2 separate regions of the Homo sapiens genome follow, and region 2 is linked to region 1. A link is a contact called in ENCODE Hi-C data. All regions are on one chromosome and are shown on one strand. The core of a region is the stretch at or near the end of the contact, and the rest is flanking DNA. Distances in the headings are between cores, read along the strand shown.

Region 1 (4,861 bases), core at 811-3,310:
AAATAGAAAAAGAACAAAAATAATTCTAATATTGACTAATTTGATGTTTCCCTATGCATGTTTTAAGTATTCTCATTTCATTAGGAAAATAGAGCATTAGGCTGACTCCAAACAGAAAAACTCACTTGAAGTAAAGGACCTTGTCGGTATTGCAATTCTTTGCGTAATCTCATTAAGTTTCACCCATATTGCCAACAAGAAACACTCTTTTACATTCCCATAAAGTTACAATTGCCTTGTTGTAATAGGAGAACGTTTAAGTAAAACAGAATACATGCTGTGCATGGAATAGCAGGCTTTCCCCAAAGTCACAATGCTGTGACTTATAAAGAAACATGGGAAAATACTTGGGACTATTTCCACATGGTTCATTATGACGTCAAATCTCGACTCCAATTACAATAATGTAAAAATATTTCTGACTAATTTGAATAGTAGGAGGAAGAAAATAAGGACAATTCGTGAGTCAGAGTGAATGAATTCTGGGTGAATTCTTTCCTCTCTTCTTTATTTCTGATATGATGGTTAAGGTATTGTCTGTTCTGGAAACACTTTTTAATCTTGTAGTCACTTCATGACACATGGAGTACCTCTTTTGCAACATAGACACCTGAGCTGGCCACATCTAAAGTGAGCTTGGGTACAAATACCGATACCTGAGCATCCTCTTTTTTGTACAGCCAGGAAAAACTACTCTGCCCAGAGATGCCCAAAGAACAAGCCAATTTATTCCAAAATAGAAACGGAAAAATAGTTTTACAATACCAAATGACTGAATCATCGAAGTGTCAAATTAAATATTGATACCATCAATTTGAGTCTAAAATACTTTCTTGGGTTAACAGAACCCAGGAAGAAAGGTAAGCAACTACCAATCCCATAGCACAAACCTTAGAAGGTTCTCCCTGGAAGCCCCTTTCATTTCACCCAGTTTATTCCTCCAACACACATCAGTTGACCACCAATTGCACCATAGGACTGTGCTGGGGACCAGGGACACGGTGATGAACAAGATTAGAACCTTGCCCCTCATGAGCTTGCATTGTATCTAATTTTGGCTGCTCTGACCTCAAACCTGGATAGAATTTCCCAGGAGAACTCTTGAGATTTGCCATCTGACTCAGAATAAATTAGCCAATAACCCCATCAGCCTGTAGATCAGAGCTGCTGAGTATAAGTCCAGACCCTGCCACTGTACGATTGTGGCAAATCCCTTTGCACTCAGAGCCTCACTTTCCCCATCTGAACAATCAAGAGGTAAGTAAGTTTAATATCTTAGAAAGCTAGAAGCTCCGTTATTTTATGGGGCAACAAATTCATTTGTCCCCAGGATATTCAGACACCTCACACTAAACCAAAAGCCACGGAACATGGAGAGAACATAGGACACTCCTCATGTCCACAAAAGCAAACACCTATCCAGTAGGAGAGTGAAGGAAGGAATGCAGGGAGCTGGTGACTATAATCTCCATGGGGCAAGTTTTGGAGTCTGACAATCCAGGGTTCAAATCCTGCCTCTACCCTGTAATTGAACGTGTGACTTTGAGTGAATGGCTCGACTCAACTGTACAAGTTTCAGTCTCCACATCTGCAAAGTGGTATCTCTAATGACAAACTCACAGCATTGCCCTGAAGATTAAAGAAGGGGTATACATAAGGCACTTGGCACCACCCCACACATGCCATGGGTGAGCAATAAATTTTACCCAAATTAATGTGAATTAACAGAAATATTATTATGCATTGGAAACCCCTGCTAAGACTGAATCTTGTTCACTTTCCTAGTGCCAGCACCTGGTATAGGTCAGTCACACAGAAGGTGCTCAGTAAATAAATAAATGTTAACTCTGATTAACTCATACTGATTAGAAACTCTGATTGGAAAATAGGTACAAATGAATAACTAAAAATAGGAAAAGGAATTGCTTGTTACTTTATAAACACAATTTGTTCAGGGAGAGTATTTTTCAAAATGCAAGGCAAAATGGTGATGACAAGGTCACAGACTCTGGGAGACGCTGAAAAAAACCAACCTCCCACATGGCTTGTGAGATCAGCAGAGGCAAGAGCCAAATGCATGAGTCATGCCCAGCAATTCTGAGGCAGGGACCAATCAGAGGTATGTGCTGTCCTCGTCACTGTCCGACTGAACTCTTCATTCATTGAACAAACAGTTCAAAAGGTCCTTTGAGGAACTCCCTGGTGCCCTTTGGCAGAAGAGTGGCCACAGAGCTGACACCTCGAGCAGAAAATGTGAGAACCTATGCTCAAGAGAAAGTGGTCCCAGTGGAAAATGAAAGGAGGTCAAGGCAGGGAAACCAGCAAGCCCGTTAACGATTCCATACAATGCCACAGAAGTGTTTTCCAAAAGCAGAGTCCCCACATAGCAACGGAAAATGCCAGCTTAATTTAGGCAGCTGCACAACACACACGCACACACACAAACGCGTGCATACACACATGCATGTATAAATATATGCACATACACCCCCATGCGCAAACTCCAAAAAGGGAGAAACGACTCTAAAATAGCAGAGTCCACTTTGAATCACAGTGAACAAACGGTTATGATCCATTTATGGTGATGAGTAAGGGGTTACGTAGTGGCTCTCTGTAACTAGGTCAGGCACCAATTGGTAGTCAGCTCCACAGACCCAGGAAGATTTAATGAGGAGGGGACCAGACAAAGACAGAAGATGGAAATAGTGCCCCAAGCGCGTGTCCCCAGACACCACAATCTGGCGATGGGATCCAGTCCATGCTATTTCTCTCAAAGATAGACCGGAACAAACTTTTGGAAACTCCTGACATGCGGATCAACAGTCCAGGCCAAGCCGTTGAGCCATGGCTCTGGCAGCAGCAACCAGGCTGGAATAAAAACAAACTCTGAATCAAAGGAAGATCGTGACCCGAGCCGAAAGTACAGAAAGAGCAAAGGCATACAGAGGCGGCAGCTGTTACAGCAGGGACAAGACATAAATAAAACGGCACTGCCAGCCTCAAGCTTGTGTCCACAAAAGCCAATCCCCTTTGCTGGGATCTATGCGCCACCGTTCCCGTCCCTCGTCCCTGCTGGGTAGTAGTAACTGGCACCTGCATTCAGGCTGGCAGATGGAGAGGCCAGGCTTATTGATTCCAGTGCCTACTCACTCCACCATCACGAAGGTCATGGTGCAGCAGCTAGCCGCCGAGGGACTTCCTTGACAGGCAGATTCCAGCCTTGGCAATGCCAGGAGGCACCTTCTCTCTTCAATCTCGGGACACCTCATGTGGGGAGACCAAGGGCCACAGGACCGTGAGAGGGCTCAGCCCAGCTTTGTTCTGGACAGACGGAGAGGCGGCTCCTGATCCCTGGCACTGCCAGCAGCCCTGTGAATGAGCCACTGTGGTAAGACACACACCCACTGCTAATGAGACCCACACAGACACAAGCAAGAAAGACAAGTGCAGTGGTTGCTACAAAACAGGCAGAGAAGAAGCCAAGTCCGGCAGAGGCAGGATCACATTGTGCCCACCAGGCTCATGGTACCCCCAGCCCACGGCAGGGTCCCAATCCAAAAGGGAGGACCTCGAACTATTTGTCTTCCCTTGAACTAACAGCATCTTCTTGTCCAATTTTTTTTTTAAATTGGCAGCCAAAATTTTATGGATATTTTTAAAAAGTAAATGACATCATCTATCTATTACTCTTATTGTTTTAGGGAGCATTTTTAACTTAAAAACCTAAAGGGGTAGATTTTTCAGAATGGAAACACACTTGGCAGTGAAATACTTGTATATTGAAGAAAAGGATGCATGAAATTGCTTTAGAACTTTAAAAACAATTTAAATTTATTTTACACTATTGTATTGTATATTGTAAAGTAGTAAAGAGTGGGCTCTGGGCAAGTTGCCTGATCCAACTTGTTCTAGTCACTAGCTGGATAGCCTTAAACCAGCTACTCAACCTCTGCATACCTCCATCACCTCACTGCTAAAATGGAGATTAGGGTGTGCCTCCCATGTGGGGTTTCCTATAAAAATTAAATAAGTTAATTCATGCAATGCACTCAGCACAGAGCAAGCTCTTAATAAAGGCTACCTACCTTGATCATTATCATCATCATTAGTGTGATCTATGTTGGCCATTTGAACTGACCTTGCAGAATAAATGCTTAGGTTACAATGCTACATTTTTTTGTGTCTAACCACAGTTATTGAAAATCCAATAATATATAAGTATGTGGACCAAAATGGAAACAACTCAATGTAATTTCACTTGCTGAAAATTCAGAATATTTAGAGAAAACAAGAAACCTAGACCCCATAAGCTTCCCCTGCCCTCTCCCCCAAAAATCCAGAAGGGAGAAGACTGCAATTGTCCAGTTCCATTTTTATTTAATTAATTAATTAGTTTATTTTTTTACTTGAGACAGAGTCTCCCTCTTTCACCCAGGCTGGAGTAAAATGGCATGATCTTGGTTCACTACAACCTTTGCCTCTGCATGTGATTCTCATGCCTCAGCCTCCCGAGTAGCTGGGATTACAGGTATGAGCCAACACATCCAGCTAACTTTTTATAATTTTAGTAGAGATGGGGTTTCACCATGTTGGCCAGGCTGGTTTCAAACTCCTGGCCTCAAGTGATCCACCTGCCTTGGCCTCTCGAAGTGCTGGGATGTTATAGGCGTGAGCCACCACACTTGGCCTTCCTTTTTAATATATTGCTTTTGTTGATTACTGCTTTTTTGGGTACCCTCTTAAATTTTGGACCCTGGGCCAGTGACTCACTCATCCCAAACTAGACCTAGCTCTGGGTGGGAGGTAAGTCCTCCTCTTTCTTCAGAGTGTGCTTCTGTCACTGTAATGTACAAGTCACTTG
Region 2 (4,861 bases), core at 1,474-3,973, 110 kb after region 1:
TGAGTTTCAAGAGATTTTTATATATTCTAGATACTAATCCTTTTCCAGATACACGGTTCGCCAATACTTTCTCAGAGTGTGTAGCTTGTTTTTTCATCCTCTTGATAGGGTATTTCAAAGAGCAAATTTTTAAAATTTTGACAACAGCCAATTTATCCTATTTTTCTTTTATGGCTTTTGCCTTTAGTATCAAGTCTAAAACATTTTTGTCTAACTCCAGATTTTAATGATTTTATCTTGTTTTTCCTTTTTTTCCAAAAGTTTTATAGGTTTACATATTTTATTTAAGTTTGTGATCTATTTTAAATTGATAATTGCACAAGTTGTGAGTTTAAAGTCCAGATTTAGTTGATGTTGTTATTGTTTTGCCTGTGGATGTCCAAATGCTACATTTGGACTCTTTTGTTTTTTTTCTTTTTCAGACGGAAACTCGCTCTGTCACCCAGACTGGAGTGCAGTGGCATGATCTCAGCTCACAGCAACCTCTGCCTCCCAGGTTTAAGTGATTCCTCTGTCTCAGCCTCCCGAGTTGCTGGGATTACAGGTGCTCACCACCACACCTGGCTATTTTTGTTTGTTTGCTCGTTTTTTGAGACGGGGTTTCACCATATTGGTCAGGCTGGTCTCGAACTCCTGACCTCAGGTGATCCACCCGCCTCGGGCTCCCAAAGTGCTGGGATTACAGGTGTGAGCCACCGCACCTGGCCCATTTGGACCATTTTTAGGCAAGGCTACCCTTTTGTGCTTTTGTCAAAAATCAGTTGGGTGTATTTGTATAGGTTTATATCTGGGTTCCCCATTCTGTGCTACTGGCCTGTGCCCTTCTCTCTGCCAATACCAGTCTGCCTTGATTATTATTGCCATAGAATAGCCTTAACACCAGACAGGATGACTCCTTTACCCTTTTTTTTTTCACAGTTGCTTTATCTGTTCTATGTCTTTTGCCTTTCCATATGGATTTTAGAATAAGCTTGTCTATGTCTACAAAAAACCTTGCTGAGATTTTAATAGGAATTGTATTAAACCTACAGATTAATTTGGGGGAGAATCAACTTTGTATTCTGTTGATTCTTCAAGGAAATGTTTTAAAATATTTTGTTTTATGAAGAGACTTCAGCAGTTTTAGAAAGTGAGGGATTCAAAGGGGGTATGTGTAATTGAAGTGCGTCACTGAGGAAACTGACAGGGGAGGCTTGAGGGTTCAGGTGGAGGGGCTCAGCTGCAAACTCCAAACACTCAGACCAACATAAACTGAAAGGAAGAGAATCCCAGGGAACTCACTGACCAACAATGAGAAGAAAGAAGCTATACTTGACCTTGAAGCCGGACTTCCAGATTCAAAGGGAAATGTAGACTGTATCTAGAAAACCACATCTAGTTCTCATCTCCAGCGTGGTGAGAAGCGAGAATGAAAATGTCTCTGAGAACCCATGTGAACAGGGCTCTGCAATAAATGAACTGCAGTTTAGACTGCAAGAGAGAGAGAAAAAAAATGAATTAGGAAAGCCTGCTGCTTGCTGCTCCAAGAATAAAAGCTGTAGGTGTGGCCTCAGGGGTCCCAGTCTCGCTTCCCTTCCAGTATTCTGCCTGAATCCATCTCTAATGCAAGAGATCACAACTCTCCATCTTTGGGTTTTGCCCAAAGGAACCTGCTGCCTGCCTTTACCACCTGAGTTCATGTCCTCTAACGCTGTGTGATCACCTGTCCAGAATGACTCTCCTCACTCTTGTACCCATTCTTCCTCACTAACAGCTCCCACCTATACTAACCCTGGCCCTGCATTACACGAGCTGCTTAGCTCACCTGCTGATAACTGGCTAAGAGCATAGTATACCTTCATCCGTCAGAGAAATGACAAGAGTTCTGCAGAGAAATGCCTGAAATAGGACTGGTGAGATACTGATCCACATATGGACGTACATGTAGGCTTTCTGGTGGAAACTCACACTCTTTTTTTGTTTGTTTTTTTATTTATACCCACTGCTCCATTTGCATCAAAGTCATAAACCTCCACCTGCTACCACCCACCCCCCCAACACAACGCTTCCTAATTTACAGATTGCAATCTCCTGGTAGCTTTCTCATTTTTTCTTGGTAGGTTTAAAAGCTTGATGCCACCAACTGTTTCTCCCCCATCTGCTTTTCTGTGTTCCTTCGGAGAAGTAAAGCACAGCCTCTTGTTGCACCTAAGCCCCTCCACATATCAAGAAAGCTTACTGTGAGAAGCCTTCGACGAACAGCCTCAGGAATGTAAGGTTTGAAGTGATGCACTCTGGAATGGAAATGCCAGTCGCACCACTCCACACCTTTGCCACCTTTGTCACTTTTCTCTGATGTGCCATCTCTTCATCTGTAAAATGCAAACAAGAATTCTTACCTCATAGTAGTGTTGATGGGATTCTGTGAGATGATGTGCTGGAAATATTCTGAACATGGATAGTGATGATGGTTGCACATTGTGGTCTGGAAACCACCAAATTGTACTCTTCAAAATAATTAAAATGGTGAATTTTATGTTATGTGAAGTTTGTCTCAAAAAAAAAAAAGATTAAAAAAAGTATTTAACACAGAACCCCATAGCCAGAATTCAGCAAATCTCATTACCTCCTCATCAGATGAAAAGTTGCAGCTCCTGACAGAAAGCCTGGGGCCTTTTGCTTTAGACCAAGTGAAAATTTTAGGAGGTAAGTCCTAAAATCCGAGAGCATTCGCTGGGAAATACACAGGGGTAGAGCTGGAAGGACTTTCCATGTCTGCTGATCATCCCAACAGCCTGCTCCCCTCAGCCACAAGGTTCAAGAGGCACCCTTGGCCTGGACTTTCCTGGCTCTCTCGTCCCTCTTAGCCCTGGCCTTGTCCCCAGGGCTCTTCCCTCTGAGAAATGATTGAAGAGTTGGCTTTCAGACGTTGGTCTCCAAACAGCTCCAGAAGCAGCTGGAAGATTTCATGTGGATGATGATTGTTCACACTTTGACCCATTTAAAAAAAAATAAAACTAAAGCGTGGGAGAGGATGGGTCAGTGAAAATAAACGTCTTCTCTGGAAGACATCCCACAGCTGTGTGCTGAGGCAGCACAGTGTGGAGGTATTGGAGCTTCCAATATGCATAGTTGTGGTTAGGAAGAAGAGAAGACGCCGATTCATAGGTCCCCACAGCTTCATGGTGGCTCCAAACCAGGAATTAGAGGTACCTTTCCTTAACACTCGGATTTGTCAGATGCTGAATGCCCTCAGCATTTCAGAGTCGATTGAATTCCTTTCAAAGGTGGGATGACACCAAGAGCAAGTTTGTGGTTACTCCATGGAAGCCTGAGTTGGATAATGTGTTGGGGTTCTGGGTCAGGAAAGTGCACATCAGAATCATGGTTCCACCAGCCTGGGCAACATATTGAGACCCCCATCTCTACACAAAATAAAAATCTTAGCCAAGTGTGCTGGTACATGCCTGTAGTCCTAGCTTCTCAGGAGGCTGAGGAGGGGGCTGACTTGAGATCAGCTGTTAGAGGTTGCAGTGAGATGTGATCATGCCACTCCACTCCAGCCTGAGTGACAGAGCAAGATCCTGTCTCAAAAAAAAAAAAAAAAAAAAAAAAAAAATCATGGTTCCACCACTTACTGATGACCTTCATCAAATCACATGACCTCTCAGGTCCTTAATGTCATAATCTCTGAAATGGTTTGCCTTGCTGTTTCCTTGGGAAGACAAGAAGTCTTGTCTTAATGCGATGAGCTTATAGTGTCTTTCCCATATAAGACCCTATATTCATGGTAATAATAGCACCAGCAGCAATGCCAATCATGTTGATATAGTTAAATCCCCTGATGTTTCATCATCTTTTACCACTTTGTATCACAGAAATGGTCCAAGCAAGGCAGACTTATTTCCAGGTGATGTTTATAGGCATTGTTAACCAAGACAGAGGGAGGGACACCCGGTATCTGGCAGCAAACCAGATTAAAACTACCTGCCATTTAAAGTTTGCAAATAAACTTCTGGGGAATAATAACAGCTATAATAATAATTATGTTGTTGTCAGTAGGATGGTACTCCAAGATACTTGTCATGCTGCCCAGAGCTTTTGTTTTCAAAGAGAGATTATCAGAATAATTGCCAATAGTTATTACAATTTACTTAAAAATTAGCCAGCTCCAGCCTCAGTGATTTCATCAACAGCTCCCTAGAATATATTTCTGTGCTTCACCTTGAAAAGACAGGTGTGATCCAAAGATTAAAACCATAGGATAAAATCACCTTCAGTCTTACCCATCCTAACTTGGGAACAATTGTTCAGGCTCAGCATTATCATGGAAATAAAAATCCCCGTACCACAAAAGAAAGGGTAAGTTGAGCTTTGATACACAGGCAGCCTTAGGAAAGACTCTAAATCTTAGAAGACATAAAAATCAAACAGAACTGAGGTGAGTTCGGTACAAGAACTGCTCAACTGAGAAGGTCAAGAAGGCAGGAAATGATGAGGAATCATGACTGGGAGCCAGTGACCCAAAATGAGATCAGCAGGAATGTGGCTGTGAAAATACAGTCCTGCAGGGATGAGTTCTTTTGAAAGGTCTTTACGCCTGACATTGGGGCTCTCAGTGTAACACTAGCAACCTGATATTGGACCCAGATCATAAATAGAAATGTCCCCTTGCATGTCTCTACTCCCTAATTAGTGCTTAATGGAATCGATTAGGTAATGAGTGCAGGTCATCAGGGAATCAAGGACCATGTTCCCTGACAGGGACACAGAAATATGCCTTATAACACTTGCTACTTCCTTCCAAGATAAACAGAGTTAACAATTTGATGTATGTTCCTCAAGACCTACTGTATTAATCTGTTTTCATGCTGTTAATAAA

Evidence for each region. Hi-C counts contacts between places; a loop is a spot of excess contacts on that map.
Region 2: a loop to region 1 is called in a map of right cardiac atrium, with 7 times the contacts of the local background. The contact joins the promoter of LINC02126 here to the enhancer-like site in region 1. A Hi-C loop is called at or near these places in 1 of 168 maps with a recorded cell type or tissue (right cardiac atrium).

The regions. Positions count from the first base shown.
Region 1 is chr16:65,068,896-65,073,756 of GRCh38, forward strand. All of the region lies in intron 1 of CDH11 (cadherin 11), which reads right to left. Among named protein-coding and RNA genes, the nearest start is that of CDH11, 51 kb to the right of the region's middle. RefSeq lists an enhancer at 2,775-3,693. Within about 2 kb of position 2,061, at least 16 of the 41 ENCODE cell types and tissues checked have a DNase peak (open chromatin) inside an H3K27ac peak, as active enhancers do.
Region 2 is chr16:65,173,850-65,178,710 of GRCh38, forward strand. LINC02126 (long intergenic non-protein coding RNA 2126) reads right to left here and starts at 2,724. Exons shown (of 4, transcript NR_110918.1): 1 at 2,606-2,724; 2 at 2,219-2,351; 3 at 1,317-1,470.